2 separate regions of the Mus musculus genome follow, and region 2 is linked to region 1. The links are chromatin loops, found by intact Hi-C in ENCODE. Cell type or tissue: left cerebral cortex. All regions are shown on one strand. Each heading gives the region's core, and the rest is flanking DNA. Links, peaks and the distances in the headings are about the cores only. Region 1 has its middle 12 kb from the start of Clnk. Region 2 has its middle 30 kb from the start of Gm46937.

Region 1 (8,825 bases), core at 532-8,531:
AGCATGGCGAAATTTATAAGCTCCATCCCTATAGGTTAGCTTTCATAATGCTGAAAAGTTCTATCATACTACTGGGGAAGAAGGTTCTCTATGGCCTTTGTATCAGCTCTGGCCTCCAGGTTCCAGCCCTGCTTTAATTCCTGTTCTGATTTCTTCCGGTGATGGATTGTAATTTCAAAGTGTGAACCCAATAATAGATCCTTTTTCCCTCAACTTGATTTTTGGTCATGATACTTTGTCACAGCAATAAAACCTAACTAAGATAAAGTGGTGTCAGATTTGGGCATTGCTACGATATATATGCATGACTGTGCTTTTGTTTGGAGGGATGTTGATTTTGGAGTTTTGAATTAGGAAAGCAATGGAATGGTTTAAGCATAGCAAGAACATGGAATTACAGTCTTGTGAAGATTATTTGAAGTGCTGGGGGCTTGGCTCAAAGGTTTCAGAGAAGAATTTTAGTATGTTGCCTAGAGATCATTCTTGTGATATTTTGGTGAAGAATGTGGCTGCTTTTTGCCTTTGTCTGAAGAGTCTGGCCGAGGCTCTAAAGTGAAGAGTTTTAGATTAATTATGTTGACAAAGGAAATCTCAAACAAAGCCTAGCATAGACTGTACTGTGGTTTAGTCTTATGAAGAGCATTTTGATCAAGCCTAGCAAGCTTAGAAAGGAAAAATACAAAATGTATTCTTTAAGGATTGAAGGGACACCAGGAAGTGAAATGGATTAAATAATCTCATTAAGGATATTAAATAGGATTAAGGGGGTGGTAGCCTTGGGGCAAGATGCTACCCAGCTAAGCTTATTGTTTATGCAGTGACAGTTGTAAGAAGTTATACCATGTTAGGCATTATTATGGCCTGGTTAATGTTTTCATTTGGACATAAGGAGATATGGTTGTGTGTCAAATTGACAAGGGATGATTTTTGACGATTATTCACAGTCATCAACTTGACTATATCTGGAGTGAGCTACAATGTAGAACTGATAAAGATCTTGTGAAAAGGAATTAAGGAAAAGCTTAGGTCCAGGCATTGTGGTATATGTCTTTAATCCCAGCACTCAGGTATGCAGATTTCTGAGTTCAAGGTCAGTCTACAGACCAAGTTCCAGGACAGCCAAGCTTAGGTAGTAAAGGAAATCACTGAAAGCAGAAAGTTGGTGACGATATTCTAGAACAAAAGGTCCATGTTCCAGGTACAGCAAATAGCAGAACTCAGCAGCTTTGGCCATATGGGTCTGGCTTTAGAGTAAAGAATAGAAGGGGTTACTATGGCAATCGTTGCTAGTTAGCTGGAGCTAAGAAATTAATGGTGATTAAGATGAGGCCAGTATCATTGAGGCAAAATCTTCTGGGAAGTATTTTCTGAGAGCACAAAGAAGCTGTGGTCCAGAGATAGATATCCTGCTGGCAGCCAGACTTGGTAATATGTAAGAATCATACAGATAGTACTGGTTTTGAAGGTGTGAAGGAGTCATGGAGAGTAGCTGAGGTTTGACACTGTGTGAGATCAAGAGAGGCCATTGGTGATGGTGCAGCCCAGGACTGAAGGTGTCATGCAAAGAAGTTGAGGCTTGGCACCATGAACAGAGTCTATGAGAGGCTGTTGGTGAAGCCTTTGAGCTTTCCTATGCTCAAGCTCTGCCCAGTGTGGAGTAGCCTCCTCCTGGATGCCCTGAGAACAAGATATAGTACTGTTGGCTTCTCTAGCATTATGTCTGTCTGCAGGCTGTCATGCTTCCTGCTATGCTGATAATGATAATGCTGATAATACCTCTGAAACTGTAAGCCAGCCTTAATCAAATGTTTGCCTTTATAAGAGCTGCCTTGGTCATGGTGTCTCTTCACAGTGATAAAATCCTAAGATAATGTCCATCAACAAATGAGTGAATGATGAAAATGTGATATGTATACACAATCTAATTTTATTCAGCTACAAAGAGAAATTAAATTCTAAAATTTGTAGCAGAATGGATGAATCTGCAAAATGTTATATTAAGCAAGGCAATCCAACCTAGAAAGGCAAATATTCAATGTTTACTTTCATATGTGTATTCCAGTTCTCCTCTCTCTCTCTCTCTCTCTCTGTATGTATGTATGTATGTATGTATGTATGTATGTTGTATACACAAGTGCATATATGTATGTGGAAGCCAGAGGTTAATGTTGGCTGTCTTTCTGGATTGTTCTTCACCTCATTTTTTGGGACAGTCTCTTAGTGTATCTGGAGCTTTTCTATTCTACCAGACTGCCTGCAATGATCTAATGAGTTCCAGGAAGCCATGCATCTCTCTCTCTCTCTCTCTCTCTCTCTCTCTCTCTCTCCTCCCCCAACCCATGTTTGGGTTACAAGATGCATATGGGCATGCAAGGATATCCTTGGGTCCTTATGATAGAGGCATTTTTATGACCAAGCTGTCTCCCCATCTCCCCAGCCCTAGGGGAAAAGTGTGTGTGTGTGTTTCTGTGTGTTTTAGTGTGAATATAGGTCATGAACCTAGAAAGGGGATCATGATAGGGGAATGATTTTTTTTGAGGATGGAGGAAGGGAAATTGAGCTCACGTGACATGAAGCTGGAAAGAAGTCTACTGGGGGTAGTAGAGTAAGAAGTGGGAAGGGGATGGGGCAGAAACATGAGAGTAAGATGATTCATGATTCATAAAACAAAATGTTTGAAAAAGTAATGAAACCCAATACTTGGAATGGTAGTTACAAAAGTAAAAATTAAATTAAAAATCCTACAAATAATGAATCAGATAGTGTACAAAGGGTCCTGAAGAAAGGTCTGTTTGTTTGCTTGTTTGTTTATTGTAGTAAGAATTCTAGGTACTTTAAAGAGAGAATTGGAAATGTTCTTGAGTGAAATGCTCCACAAACACTAGGGTATTGTTTCTATACAAATATGCCCTGTAGATCATCCCTAGGCACATATCTTGTGCTCAGGGAAAAAAATTAATGCAGATTGACACAAGCTTGGCTAGTCTGGGGCTCTCTCTGTGCTGCTCCCAATCTGTCCTGATCACTTTCCCAGCCAGCCATGTAAATTAGCAGATGGAAAGGAGAAAAAGAAAGAGTTAAATAGATTTTCCAATTTATGCTAAATAGTTTGAATATTAAGCTATCATATGCTTGATGCTCGGTCTCAGATGAAGGCACCACTCTTGTCTTGAGAGATTGCTCCATAGGGTTAGGATACTTCCTCTAATCATCACTGGGGGTTGGGACAGGTCCCATTACAGGACTATTGGAAATGGGTAACAGTTTCACCTGGGAAGTATCAGCGATTCTGGGGCATGGGTTGCACAGGGGTAGGGGGAGGGAGTGAGCTATTGGACTTGCAAGACTGCTGTTTTATTTGGCTGTGCTTGAGTCTAGCACATTCTAACAATGGGAGCAAAAAGCATGAGAATGTGTAAAAACAGCTTGATAATGATTCTGATGGTGTTGATGAGAGAAAAGACAGAGCAACAAAAATTGAGTATAATTAAAGACTGGATTTGCCAGTGGCACTTTGGCTTTGGAGTCTGTTATGCATTAAATTGTGTCTCCAAAAAGATGTGCTGAAGTCCCAAGGCTGATTGTGTTAAATGTGATCTTTCAAAACCAAGAGTCTTTGTTGATATCATAAAGAGAAGATGAGGCAATGAAATGGTTCTTGGACAATTTGACGTCTAAAATGAGGGGAAACACAGAGCTATCCAAGTCAAATAAGGCTGTGAACATGGAGACAGAGACTGGTATATGTGACAAGTATCTCCTTATCTAATGAATGATGGATGAGACCAGGAAATATCTCCTCCTGGATAGTTTGGGAATTCTGTAGCCTTGACAACACCTTCATTTTAGACTTCTGCCTCTGGAATATATTTCTTTTGGTGAAAACCACCTGGTCTATGGTACCTGTCACAGAAGGCATAACAAATGAACCCAGACTGATTTGCTACTCTGAAACACCACTTGGAAATTAGATCCTTCCTTCCTCCCTCCCTCCCTCCCTCCCTCCCTCCCTCCCTCCCTCCCTCCCTCCCTCCCTCCCTTCCTTCCTTCCTTCCTCCCTTCTTCCCTTCTTCCCTTCCTCCTTTCCTTTCTCTCTTTCTTTCTCTCTCTTCCTTTCTTTCCTTCCTTCCATCTGTCTTTCTGTCTTTATCTCTCTATCTTTGTTTTTATATTTCTTTTAGCTGGTACACAGATGAGGTTTATTATGAGGCTCTCACATATAAAACAAAAATAACAACAACAAATCCCAATCACACCCTTAAAGAACTCAGATATAGATGCATTCTGCAAAGGGTCTTCAGCATCTAGGGTATATACCTCCTTTTTCCCTCTGAATATTGCAATCACCCTTGGCCTCGTAGAGCTAGATACTGCATTTTCTTGGTAGATACATCTGTTCTGTTCTGTTTGTTTGTTTTTGTTTTCTATTTTGATTTTTGTTTTTGTTTTTAAGAGCTTAGATATACAGGTCCTTGAATCATAAACTCAGATAGGACCTGGGGTGCACTTGAACTCAGTCCTAACTGAGCCAGACCCTCATCTACTTCATATAAGTTTCCATGCTAAACTCAGTGGCCTCCCTATGCCTGTTTGTCTACAAGCCAGTCTTAGCTTCAAAGGATCTTTCGGTCTTCTCGAGACTAAAGAAAGAATTGAGAGGCAGGATAAAGTCTCTTCTTCATCATGTCCTCAGGAGTTTCTTTCACCTCAGCCTAGCCAGCTCAGCTTTCCAGTCATAGAATTCTCCAGTCCCTTTTGTGTAAAGAGGTGAAGTTGGTAGACGAGTTGTTTCTCTTGACCAAATACCCAATAAGAAGCAATGTAAGGAACAGATGATTTATCTTGGCTCTCAGTTGAGGGGATACAGTCCATCACAGAGGGCATAGGATGAAGGCATGAGATAATTGAAGCTGTGCCAGTGGGAAATTGTTTACATTTGGGTAGACCAGGAAGCAGAAAGTAGAGGATGCCAGTGTTCAGCAGACTTTCTCATTTTTATTTAACCTCCTTCTCCAGCGTATGGGATGCTGCTGCCCACATTCAGGGTAGGTGTTATTTCCTTAGTTAAACATCTTCAGAGACAGTTCTGTAGACATTCCAGAGAACTGTGTGTCATCCTACATGATTCTAAATTCAGTCAAGTTTACAATGAAGATCAATCATCACAGGTCAGAAAGGTGAAAGAAGACAGTGGATGGAGTAAGAGAGTCTGCATTATTTAGGATACACAAACCCTTTTGTCTTTGCATTGTTTGGGCCTTGGCCTTCTGTATAGACAAGACATAGCTCTGACTGCAGTCAATATCTATCTGGGCTTTGTGCTGTACCCATTTCACTCCTACTTCATAGTATAATGTCCACGGCTGGACCATTGAGCAACAACCACAGACTGGCAAGTTAGTACTGTGGCAAGACACAGAGCAGGACCCACAGCCCATGTATAAGCAAAATGAAAGTTAATTTGGGGAGCATTGAATTCTATAATTTTGGCATTGAGAGATTTGAGCTATCATCCTTTCATCCTCTAGGAGGACTCTTTGGGACATAGTGTCTTATCAAGACCTAGGAAGATGACACCACAAGATTGTGAAGTGGAGCAATTACTCAGGTAAGATACAAAACAGACAGCTCAGTGTCATCTTTTTATAGTGACCCATCTTCCCCCCTCAGTCTAGCCTTCCTAGGACCTTGTTGTAAATCAAGTATCCAGCCATAGTGTTTTAAACTCTATTTTCTGGTAAATTTAGGTTTGACTAGTCTCCCTGTAAGTTGTTTTGTCATTCAGACTAACTAGGTCACTTGTTAAAAATACACATTGCAGCACACCCCAGAACAGAGATGAAAACCAACATTTCAACTTTAGAGCCCTTGTATATAAGATAAATCCTTCTAGTGATTCATATGTACTTTATAATCTAAGAACAAATGCCCCAGTGTAGGGTAGACTGAGGAAGAAGGGCCGGATTTGTGAATAATACCTGACATTTTATTTGCCTCTAACAGCAAAATCTCTAGTTTGGAGTAAGAAACTTACTTTCCTTCCCTCAGCCTATGGGACATTTGCTGCCCTCACTGAATGAGTGTTTCCAGATACATGTGAGCAACAATAATGCTTGAAGGAGACCACTTCAGGAGGAATTCACCGACCATCCGGAACTGCCAGGAGTGACTTCAGAGCATCCATGCGGAACCTTCTAGACATTGGCCCGAATCTGCTCCCACCCTGAGGTTATCCATGAAGAACTGCTGAGGAATCCAAGATCGTTGGAGCTCAAGAAGGCAGGAGCTCCTTGGCAACTGTGATGATGTTTTAACACTCTGCATGGCTGACCTACTTTGGAGGGCCCTCAGGAGCTGTCAGGTATCTCGGAAATGCTATTCCATCATTTCTGTTGGTGAGCAAAAGAAGTCATTGATGGTACTTACAGGTAAAATGCAGTGAAAACGCAATTATGGTAGGGAGTGGGGGAAAGAGTGAGAGTTGAAAACTCACTTCCATCACCTTTCCTGAAATCACACCCTCCAAAGTTCAAGAGCCCCACAAGAATGGCTCCTCATTCCTGAGAACACGCCTTAAGTGGCCAGAGGGGGACATTGTGTACAGAGAGAAAACTTTGTTTTTTACTTTTTCTCTTTCTCTAGTTCTTATCTTTCTTTCAAAACTAGCTAAATCTTGTAGGTATAGAATGGACTAGTTAGTTGCACAGAAATGGCTTCACAACCCACCCTAACTCTGTACTGTCTTGAGAACATCGAGCAAACCACATATTCCTTCTCAAATTGTTTTTCTTTATTGGAAATAGGGTTTTCTTGCTTCAATTTTGTGAGTTGTGGCAATAAGATGAAGCTAATTACAAAAAACTCATTGCATGTGATATGATTTAAATACATTATAAATAAATGTGGGGAATTGCAGGCTGGTCTCCAGTCGAGCTGAGGTCTGAACCCTGATGGTCATAATTCACCTACATGACATGGTAGGTGTTCCCTCATGCTCCTGGAACTCCTGCCCCTGCCTAAAGTATCACCTCCTACAGCCCCCACAAGAGAAGCATGGTCAATAGTCACCTAAGCAATGGCCCAAGCTTCTGACCTTCAGGCTAAACTCCTCCCCAGTTACCTAGCAACAGTGAAGACCATAAAAAGGGGTGCTCAGCCCCCACCACACTCTCTCTTACTCTCCCTCTCTCTCACTCCTTTGTCCTCTCATCTCTCACTTCTCTCTCCTCTTCCCTTTCTGTCTTCCCTCCTCTCCTCTCCTCTCCTCTCCTCTCCTCTCCTCTCCTCTCCTCTCCTCTCCTCTCCTCTCCTCTCCTCTCCTCTCCTCTCCTCTCTCTCTACCTTCTCTCTTTCCCCTGCATTTCTATAATAAAGCTCTTAAACCATAGTCTCTGCTCCTTCTAGATCTACTGCACCACTCTCACCAGTGTTGGGAACTCCTTCCCTCATCCCTCTCTCCTGCAACCCTGGGGCTTTAGCAAGGCAGCTCCAGGGGCGTCCCCGGTCAGGGGCTGCCCCTTTCTCCACCCCCCTGTCATGTGGGTCAGGCATGCTCTCCCTGGGCAGAGTGGAAAAGCTCCTGGCAGTCTCCCCCCCCCCCGCCCCCCCCCCCCCCCCCCCCGTCTGCCTGCCCAGAGTACAGGAACTCTGACTGGACGTGGCATATTTTTCCTCCCAACTTCTCCCTGGGCCCCCTCCCCCTTTTATTTTGTTCCCAACAAATAAATATTCTTATAATCATCAGACTAGACCCTGGGGATAGGAATCGAGTATGTTTTAGATTTTGGGTCTAAAATGTCTCCCAGAAGTTCATGTTTGGAACACCAATTGGGTGTGGGGGTGTGGAGCCTTTTAGATGCAACTCCTAGGTAGGAGAAATAGATCTTTGTTGAAGTCAGAGGAGAGTGTTAGATCCCTTGGAACTGGAGTTATACATAATTGGGAGCTACCATGTAAGTATTAAGTCAGGTACTCTTCAGGAGAAACAAGTGCTCTTAACTGCCGAGCCATCTCTCCAGCTCTGAGCAGTATGACAAACTGTCCCTAAAGGTTCAGTGGTGACACCCATATCTTGCTGTTAGTTAACTAACAGTTGTCCATTGAGACTTAAGGCACTTTCAACAGAAAGAAAATGATGCCTAGTACTAGAAACCTAGTTAAAAACCTTGGAGCTAGTGAGGTGTTGGATCTTAGAAGAGAAACAACAGCTACCACTTTTCTAGGCCAGCATAATTCTTCACTACATTGTCAAACTGTAAGTGTAGCTATCATGCTTCATCAAAGATACTTATCTTTACAGAAAATGCATATCATTGCATAAAACTACAATGCATACAATGTAGAGATCAACAGATCATGGAAGCCCAACCCCAAAGAATACCTCTTCTGTATGACTCCTGTGCCTATGGCTTAGGGGACATCACAAGGAGAGGGCAGAAAGATTATAAGACTCACAGAACCAGGAAATTTGCTAGGAGACTGTCTTCTAGAACTGATGGCCTAAATAAAACACACACACACACACACACACACACACACACACACACACACACACAATGCTACTATTCTGAGAACAATGTATATGCTAACAAAGAAGGGAGGACACCTCACAGGATCCCACTCTAGACAATGGGAAACTAATGACTGCTGGGAAAGAGAGTCTCTCTCAGGGAGGAATCCTTTATTTGATTATCTAATACAAAGAGGTTAGCCCTGAAACCATAGACACACAAACAACAACAACAAAAGCAGGTTGTGTTTATATAGTTTTGTATCTCTCTCTCTATATGTATCAATGATAATAAAAGAAAAGGAGGCCATTAATT
Region 2 (8,825 bases), core at 303-8,302, 160 kb after region 1:
ATTAGTTCTTCTATTTAGTTGTTGGCTGACATGAAGGTTATTTTCAGTCTTGATTATACTCTAAATAAAGCTTCTCTAATAATCATATTCAAATATTTAAATAGGAAATTGTGTTAATTTTCATAAGGTAAATCCCCTTTGGGTCATCTTTCTGTTAATGAAATTAATGAAATAAATATTTGAGATAGATAATTGGTAAGATAAAAGGTATATTTTGGCTCACAGTTTTGAATGTTTCAGTACTTGATAAATCGACTGCCCTATTGGTTTGGGGCCTAAGGCAAGGTATTATGTCATGCTAACTGCACATAGCAGAGAAAGCTCTAGTTAGGGCTTTAGGGTAGAGAGAAACGGAATAGACCAGAACTTTTAAATTCCTATTCTAATAGTTACTTTTCTGTTGCTGTAGTAAATTACTATGAGCAAAAGGAACTTAAGAGAGGACGTATTTATTTGGGCTCATAGTTTCAGTGGTCGAGTCCATCATGGAAGGGAATGCAAAGCGGTGAGTGCCCAGAGCAGGAAGCTGCACTTTCACATCTTAATTACTAAAAGAAGAAGAGCAAATGAGTTAGACTCGGGGCTGAGCCTGCAGACACACAAAAGTCCATTTCACTCTCATACTTTCTTCAGAATGGTTCCAGTTCTCAAAGGTTCCACAGACTTCTCAATTAGCACCACCAACCAGGGACCAAGTGGTCAATCCTGCAAGCCTATGGGACACATTTCTCACACTACACCTGCCAAGAGCACACTCTAAACAACCGAATTCCTTCTCTCCAGTCTCAACCTTCTATATGTCCTGTTATCTTCTATATGTTCTGTCGACTTGCAGCAGCAGCAGCGTAGACTGGGATCCAAGTCTGTAATCCATGGGCCCTTGCTGTAAATTCAAATGCCAATATTCCACTCCTATGTACATCTTATGGTGCAAAATTTATTCTGTCACTCTTCAAGAGTCTTCCAAGTCCTAGTGATCCAGGATTTTACAAAATCCAAGTCCAAAATTTCCCAGGTGACTCAGAGCAAGCTCAGATTTGTTTTCTATGGAAAACAAATTAAGAAAGTCATTAAAGAAATTGAAAGGAATCTTAAGTATACAATCAGCAACTAAAGAAATTACAAATATTAACTATTGTTTAAGACATGGTAGACAGAGCAGCCTTCCCAGTCCTTGGGAAATGAGTACACACATGGATAGGAAGGCCTGGACCAAAGCAGAACCAGACAACAAACATTTGATTCAATTTGCCATGTCTTGCACTTAGAACATGTATGGTTGTAATATGACCTTAAAGTTCTTGGGAATCTCTGATCTTAAAGCTTTTTGAACAGCAACTTTCATGGCTGCCCTTTTGGGATGGTGCTATTAACTTCTTGCTGTCCCGTTTGGCAGACACTTTATGTCACTTACATATCAAAATGCTGGTTTGGCTTCCCACTTTTTAAATCAAATACCCTGTTACATTGTGCTAATTTTTAGAGTTATTCTGCATCCTATAGCTTATAGCCCCACATTCCCCAACATCTGTTTTTATGGCTATAGCTCCCCCTTTGCCTTTAAACCCTCCTGCCTCCCTCTGGTAATCCTTTAAAGTACTCTGGACCAACATGAACAATCTAGGATGTCTTCCTACCTCTGACTCTTTAATCCAATCACACCGGCAAACATTTCTCTTAGGAAAAGGCTGTGTATTTGGAGCATTAAGGATGTTAGCACCCTTGTCTATCAGTCACACTTATGATTCAGGTGTGGTTGGTATTGAAATTCCAAGCATGACCATTGGGAAGGTAAGGCTGCTGAAGATTTCCACACTTTATTGATCGGGATGGCTCAGAAGTCTATGGGTGCAAGTATCTGTGGGACCTACTGGGATCTGGAAAATTAACAGCTTTGCTTCTGCCTGGCAGGGAAGAATCCTCTTAGAGATGAAAACAACTCTCTCATGGGCTTATTTAACAACTGGAAGCTGGTGTGAACACCTACCCACACTTCCTCACAAATGCTGATTTTGTGTGTGTGTGTTTAAAGAGTTTAAATTTAAAGATTAAATAACTACACTCTGGAAACAACTCTAGAACTCTGTAGAGCTGCTAAGATATATCCTTTTGCCACGTGTAACCAGTAACCAATGAACATTGGGATAACTGGAACACTGAGCTTTTGGGCTGGAGCTTGTCAGTGCACATCACAGACAAGGATCTCACTGCTGAACTCTACTCGCAGCAGCACACTCCTTTTTATGTACAAATGAACACCCACAGAGTGCACAGAACCTGTTTGTATCTTTTTTCAATCAACCTCTTATTAAATATAATTTAGGATGCAATCATGAATTAGTGTGAGATTCCTATAATAAAAGCATAATATTCTATTTGCTACCTTGGCCTCAAATTCATGAACTTCCCTAGAAACTTTGAAGTTAAAGTATGAGAAGGAAACATATTGGATTAAAATATGATAGTGTTTTTATTGTAACAATGTTTTTCATGGCTGGTTATTAAAATAAAATATACATGCAAATATTTGCCTTCTGACTGATATAAAGAATAAGTTATTGCCTTGGTCTAGTGGAAGACTGGTTATCATGTGACTAATTTTGCAGATGTTTGACATTTGATATCACTATGCTGTGGCTGCATCTTCCCCAAGGCATAGGGCTTTTGTCTGCAATATTGACATGGACTCACAAATTCTGTTGTATGTTTTAGCACTAGGATGGAAAGAAAGAAAATGAAAAGTGGCCATGCTTTCCTCTGGTGACTAAACTTAGAATTGTTCTTATGACTGAGTTACATCCTTCTGGTGAATTTTTTCTCCCACATGATCCAAGCATCTTACTGATAAGGCTGTGAGACACAGCCTTCAGCTTGGACTACTCCCAGATAATGTACCAATGCAGCAAGCCTAGGGCCAATGACATCATGATAATATGATAACGTTATCATGAATTGTTATCAGATATAACATCCTGTTATCATGTATTCTCATTTCTGCAAAGTCACATGACCTACATTGTAGCTCTCAAGTCACTATCTAGTTAAGTCTAGGTTAGACTAGGTTGGATATTCTTTTATAGTCTCTTAGGAATCCTTGCACTTTATTTCATATCATGTAAAGTTACTTGGATTAGATGCTTGGCTGGGTAAATATTTAGTTCACATCTATCCTTGATAGTAGAGCAAGGAAACAAACTGAAAGCAACTAACAGATGTAAATCTCAGAATCCTAGAAAGGTTGCTTAGTAAGTGCTACTTTTACTTGCGCCTCCAATGAGTGGAGCAGGGAGGAAGCTGGTCCTGGAATGTCAGACTTTGTGGCATCAAGCCTGAGTGATTCAGCGAATAGCTGAGCCACCAACAATTGTGATGCTACAGAAAGTAATTATTGCCTAACTGATTTGTACAGTGGTTACTTTACTGGAAAATGAGTTGATTGCCGTCTCTTTTGAAACAAGTTTATAAGATAAAGAAGAGATAAACAAGAATGGCAATGGGAGCTCTGATATAAATGTGGAACTTGGATCTGAACACAATTGACTAAGCATGTCCTTGTCCTTGAATGGCACAGTAGAGCCAAGGTGGGGGTGGGTGGGGGGGTGGGGCGGGGGGCTGAGGAATGTTCTACATCTTGGTAACCTTGATCAGATAGAATGTGCCAGCATGTGTTTCCTAGGAAGGTATTTTGTTTGTGATTTGTGTGACTTGCTTGCCTCTCATGTCCTCTGGAGGTGTGACTGCAGACTCCATCCCAGGCTGTGGTGGATGTCCTGTTCTTAACTGAAATCTTCCTTTTCCCAGAAGATGCCCAGAAAGGACAGATTTGCTTTCTTTCTGTCTTATCCTTCTCATGTTTTCATAACACTTTTATCAGTTTCTTAAGGAATTCTCAACAAAGTGCCCCCAAACTGGGTCACATGCTGTCATCATTTACTCTTTCTCCTCCTCCTCTTCCTCTTCTATTTAGAGAAGAGGATCTCACTTGAGGGATTTTGCAGATCTGATTGGCTTATGGGCGTGACTGGGGGTGGGGTTGATTGCTAGTTGGAATGGAAGGGCTCAGCTAGCTATAGACAGTAGCATTACTTGGGCAGGTGGTCCTGCACTCTATAAGAATGCTCACTCTTTGTCAGGAGGTGGTGGTGCACAACTTTAATCCCAGAATTTGGGAGGCAGAGACAGGCGGATTTTAGAGTTTGATGGCAGCCTGATCTACAAAGTGAGTTCCAGGACAGCCAGGACTATACAGAGAAACCCTGTCTTGAAAAAAGCCAAAAAAAAAAAAAAAGAAAAGAAAAAGAAAAAGAAAAGATTGCTCACTCTAAGCATGGGTCTTGGAGTGAGTCAGCTCTTCTCTATGGTTTCTGATTCAGGTTCTTGCTCTGACTACCCTTAATGACAGACTGTAGCCCATAAGCCCTAAGTTGTTTTGGATCACACCAATAGAAAGGAAAGTAGAACACATCCCTTCCCAGAATAGCTGACTTCCTGTCCCCCGGGAACTGTAAGAAGGAGGATTTTTTTCTCTCTCTTTAGATTCTAGGAGGCCATCATTAGAGTAGATCCCACAGTCTTGGTCTGTCATAGGTCAAAGGAGCAAAACAAAGATTGGGAGAACTCACTCTTGAGACCACAATCTGGTTTTCAAGACCTTTGCCTGAAGGTCCATTCTATTTTTGCAAGTCAAAGCAAAACATATATATCAGCTTTCTCCTGCTCTATGCATTCTGTCTGGGATAAGGTCTCATTTTTGCTCCCAGGCAAATGCAAGCTAGCAAGAACAAAGGTCATGTTCACAGAAAGTCAAAAGAACGAGAATCTCATCAATAATGTAATGGCTAAAAATCTAGATAAATATTACCATCATTGAATGATCTCAGGTCTCTACAGGTCTTTGTGACCTGGCTTAGCTTTCCAGCAGCCTGGTGTTTAGTTTCTTCCGATGCTGGGCGCTTTCAGGAATAACAATATATTCCTCTGAGTTGCTTGTGGATCCCAGATCCCGAGGTGTATCTATCAAGAGGTCAAAAGTTCATTTCCATTACAGGAATAAAGATACAAGAGTCTTCCTGACTGAGCTGGTCTCTGATCCCTCTGGCTCCTCTCTCCTCAGGCCGAGGTCATTACAGCTGAACATAGTGAACAATGTGTCCTTGGAAGCAGCATTCTTATTGCACCAAGGAATCTGCTCCATCAGGGGAAGGAATACAAGGAAATTTAAAAATCATCGTGCACCGGCTGCTTACAATTTGTTGACAAATAAGTAGGAGAGTCAGAACTTATCACTTTTAATTCAGAATATATCACCCTGCTCCTATAGGCCCAGCTCAGTGGGAGAAGGGGCAGTGGAAATAAACAGATATAAGGTGAGGTATTGGCATCAGACAGCCTTTGACCAGAGACGGATTATGCTTTTTAATGAATGTCGTGAAGTTGGTGAAGTTTGAATACCATTTCTAAGGGATATAGATCCAGGAAAGCACTTCTTCAGTTGTATGCACTTTTGTTTTTGAAGTAGAAACATCACTGAAGAAAACAGCTCCCATATGTTCTCACTTTGAAAATTTAGAATAATTAGTGTGCTTTAACGAGTCAGTAGATCTGTCTTCCATGTGAGCACCATACGGCACATGCAGTAAATTGGTGGTTTTCAAGTGTCGCTGGCAAGCCTTGCCTGGGACTGAAGCTCAGGTGGGTGGAGGCTGTGACAATGGGAACTTATTTATTCTGCCTTAAGTAGGTGGCTGCGTTTTTGCACTGCTCTGGTTTGCCACAGATCATAATAAACAGCTCATTACCAAGCCCCCCTTCACAAAACCCCAAAAGAACACAGTGAATGTGTCAAAAGGAAATAAATATTTACTGAAATAACTGACAGACTCACTCACAGATATATGCCAACTTCATGTTTGTATGTGTTATTTTTACTGCATTTTTTTCTCTCCAAGCCTTTCTAGAATGTCTTTTTTTCCTGATGGAGTAGCTTCAACGTAAACTAACTTCTGTATAAACTTCTTGCCCTGGTCTTTATCAATGTTTGGGACCTTGTTTCATAAGCAGGGAAGCCTGTCATGGATTTTGAAGTACTTTTGAATTTTTAAAACAACCTCTTATTCTAAGGCTTAAATCTAACTGTCCAGAGGTCAAGGTTGAGTGAAGTGCGTTTGTTTGGCTGCCTTTTTATCTCTTCTACAACAAGCACCAAATTACTATGCATCCCTGCAGAGCTGACGACCCTCAAATGGGCATGCGTTCAGTATCAGGGGTGTTGAAACACTGTAAGAGAGAACAGAAATAAGAGGCTGTGTCTTACGTGAGGACCAAGGCAATCTTATCTGAGAAAGAAGCATTTGAGATGAGTCCAGTAGACCCAGGAGGTGCTTGGGTCTGGGGAAAGTGACTGGGGAAGAGAGTCAATGCCAGTGTAGGGTGATGGCATGCTTGAAAGACCTGAGAGGGAAGAAAGAGTCAATTATTTGGAAAAGAGATGAGAAAGACTAGGGAGGAGAAAGAGAAGGCTAAGGAAAATTGAAGAAACCTATACTGAAATGAAAAGTTTAGGACTTCAAGATGGGTCTGCAGAGGCGGCTCATTGGTTAAGAATGCATACTGTTTCTACAGAGGATCCAAGTTTGGTTCCCAGTAACCACATCAGGTGGCTCCCAACTCTGTGTAACACCAGCTTCGAAGGATCTAACACCATCCTCTTTTATGAATACCCCCATGTGCCTGTGTGCCTCTCTCCCCTGCAATTAAAATTAAGTTAAAACCGTGTATGTGTATGTGTGTGTGGGGGGGGGAGAGCAGGGGGGTTAAATGAACTAAAGTGATTAATGATTGTTCTACACTTGTTCTACACATGGAGTGATGGAGCTGAAGGTATCTGATTGGTCAGATAGAAATTCTTGCCTTTGCTTGAGAGAGGGTTTCAGCATGGGCCTATGCTTGAACTCATGGTTTTCCTCCTTCCATGGCATTCATTCCCCTGAATGCCAGGCTCACAGGAATGAGCCACTATTCCTGGCTGGAGCTATTGCCTTTCATTAGACTTTTCAACTTTTGCCATTGAGCTATGTAAAGGTAGAAGATACCAGGTAGAAAGCCACCAGCAACGCAAAGGTAGGTGGCTTAGATTAAGGAAAGCAAATTGCATCCAGGGTCACTGATTATTGCTCTGTGACTAGGGCGGGTTTTGAAAATTTGTGTCAATATTCTTTTATATGTAAATTTATGGTTCATTGATTTTTGTAAGTGAGTTGTAATCGAAGTCCATTTTGTTCATTAATTGATGAATTAAAGTTTTCGACATACAGTCATTTTATACCTTTACTCCTGGTATTTTCAGTTCCCCATAGCATCTCTGTTATAGACCTAGATCTATTTCCTTTCTTGAAGAATCTCATAGCTCACTCTTTTCTGTGCCATTAGACTCTGGACAAATGTTTCCCCATGAATCAGTTGCTTTTGATGGACTCAACAGTACTACTTGAATAATGAGCTTTTATTCACACTACTGTCCATTTCTCCTCTTCTTACACGCGCGCGCGCGCGCACACACACACACACACACACACACACAGTGTTCTAGAGAAGATGAGTATTATATGAAGGAGTCTCAGGTGTCTCAGAGGAAGGTACTCACTGATAAGTGGAAATTAGCCCAAAAGTTTGGAATACCCAATATTCAATTCACAGGTCATATGAAGCCTAAGAAGAAAGAAGATCAAAATGTAGATGCTTCAGGCTTCTTAGAAGGGTGAACAAAATACTCACAGGAGGAAATATGGAGACAAAGTGTGGAGCAAAGACTGAAGGAAAGGCCATCCAGATAATGCCTACCTGGAGATCCATCCTTAAAAAGTTGCCAAATCCTGGACACTATTATGGATGCAAAGAAGTGCTTGCTGATGTAAGCCCGATATGGCTGTCTCCTGAGAGGCTCTACCAGAGCCTGATAAATACAGAGGCAGATGCTCAAAGCTAACCACTGGAGTGAGCGCAGGGTCCCCGATGGAGGAGTTTGAGAAGGGATTGAAGGAGCTGAGGGGGGTTGCAGCCCCATGGAGGGAGCAACAGTGTCAACAGGCCAGACCCTCCTGAGCTCCCGGGAACAGGACCACCAACCAAAGAATACACATGGAGGGACCCATGGCTCTAGCTGCATATGTGGCAGAGGATGGCCTTGTTGGACATCAGTGAGGGGAGAGGCCCTTTGGTCTGAGGTTGTTTGATGTCCCAGTGTAGGGGAATGTCAGTGAGGGAAAATGGGAGTGGGTGGGTGGATAGGGGAGCACCCTCATAGAGGCAGGGGAAGGGGTATGGGATAGGGACTTCTGAAGGGGAGCCTTGGAAAGGGTAAAACACTTGGAATGTAAATAAAGAATATCTAATAAAAATTTATAAAAGGAGAGAATCCTATTAAAAAGGTGAGAACTCAGGCTCTTCAGTGACATGTTTGTTAATAGAGTCACTTGGGTTCACAGTCAAGCCCATAGGAAAGAGAGAACTGAGTCTTAGCTAAGAGCTGGGATATTTGTTTAACACAGAGGAAAAAAAATATTGGTAATCAGCCGAGTCTGCTACAGACCATCTCAAATGACACCTTGGTTCCAGACTTGCCTGAGATGATAATGGAAACACTGGTCAAACCTTCCTTTGAATATGGCGTTTAGTCATAATAATTGGTTCATAATATGAACACTATCCTATATATTCAAACGTAAAGCTCCAGGATGCTCTGAGATTGTGTAACAATGAGTTAACTCTCCCCAAGCCTCTTAGTTTATATTTTCTTTCAGAGAATGAAGCAAAGGTATTGGTATTTC

Evidence for each region. Hi-C counts contacts between places; a loop is a spot of excess contacts. Peaks named below come from ENCODE experiments on the same cell type or tissue, not always from the same donor. Only the 100,000 strongest peaks of a DNase experiment are listed, where the experiment ranks them.
Region 2: a loop joins it to region 1, with 5 times the contacts of the local background. A loop is called at or near these places in 3 of 42 quality-filtered maps.

Annotation. Positions count from the first base shown.
Region 1 is chr5:38,883,809-38,892,633 of GRCm38, forward strand. No RefSeq gene overlaps it. Among named protein-coding and RNA genes, the nearest start is that of Clnk, 12 kb to the left of the region's middle. In left cerebral cortex, for the core only: no CTCF peak of the experiment used is centred there; DNase peaks (open chromatin) are centred at 5,022 and 5,866; H3K27ac peaks cover 457 bases.
Region 2 is chr5:39,047,365-39,056,189 of GRCm38, forward strand. No RefSeq gene overlaps it. Among named protein-coding and RNA genes, the nearest start is that of Gm46937, 30 kb to the right of the region's middle. In left cerebral cortex, for the core only: no CTCF peak of the experiment used is centred there; DNase peaks (open chromatin) are centred at 1,972, 3,935, 4,428, 5,668 and 1 more place.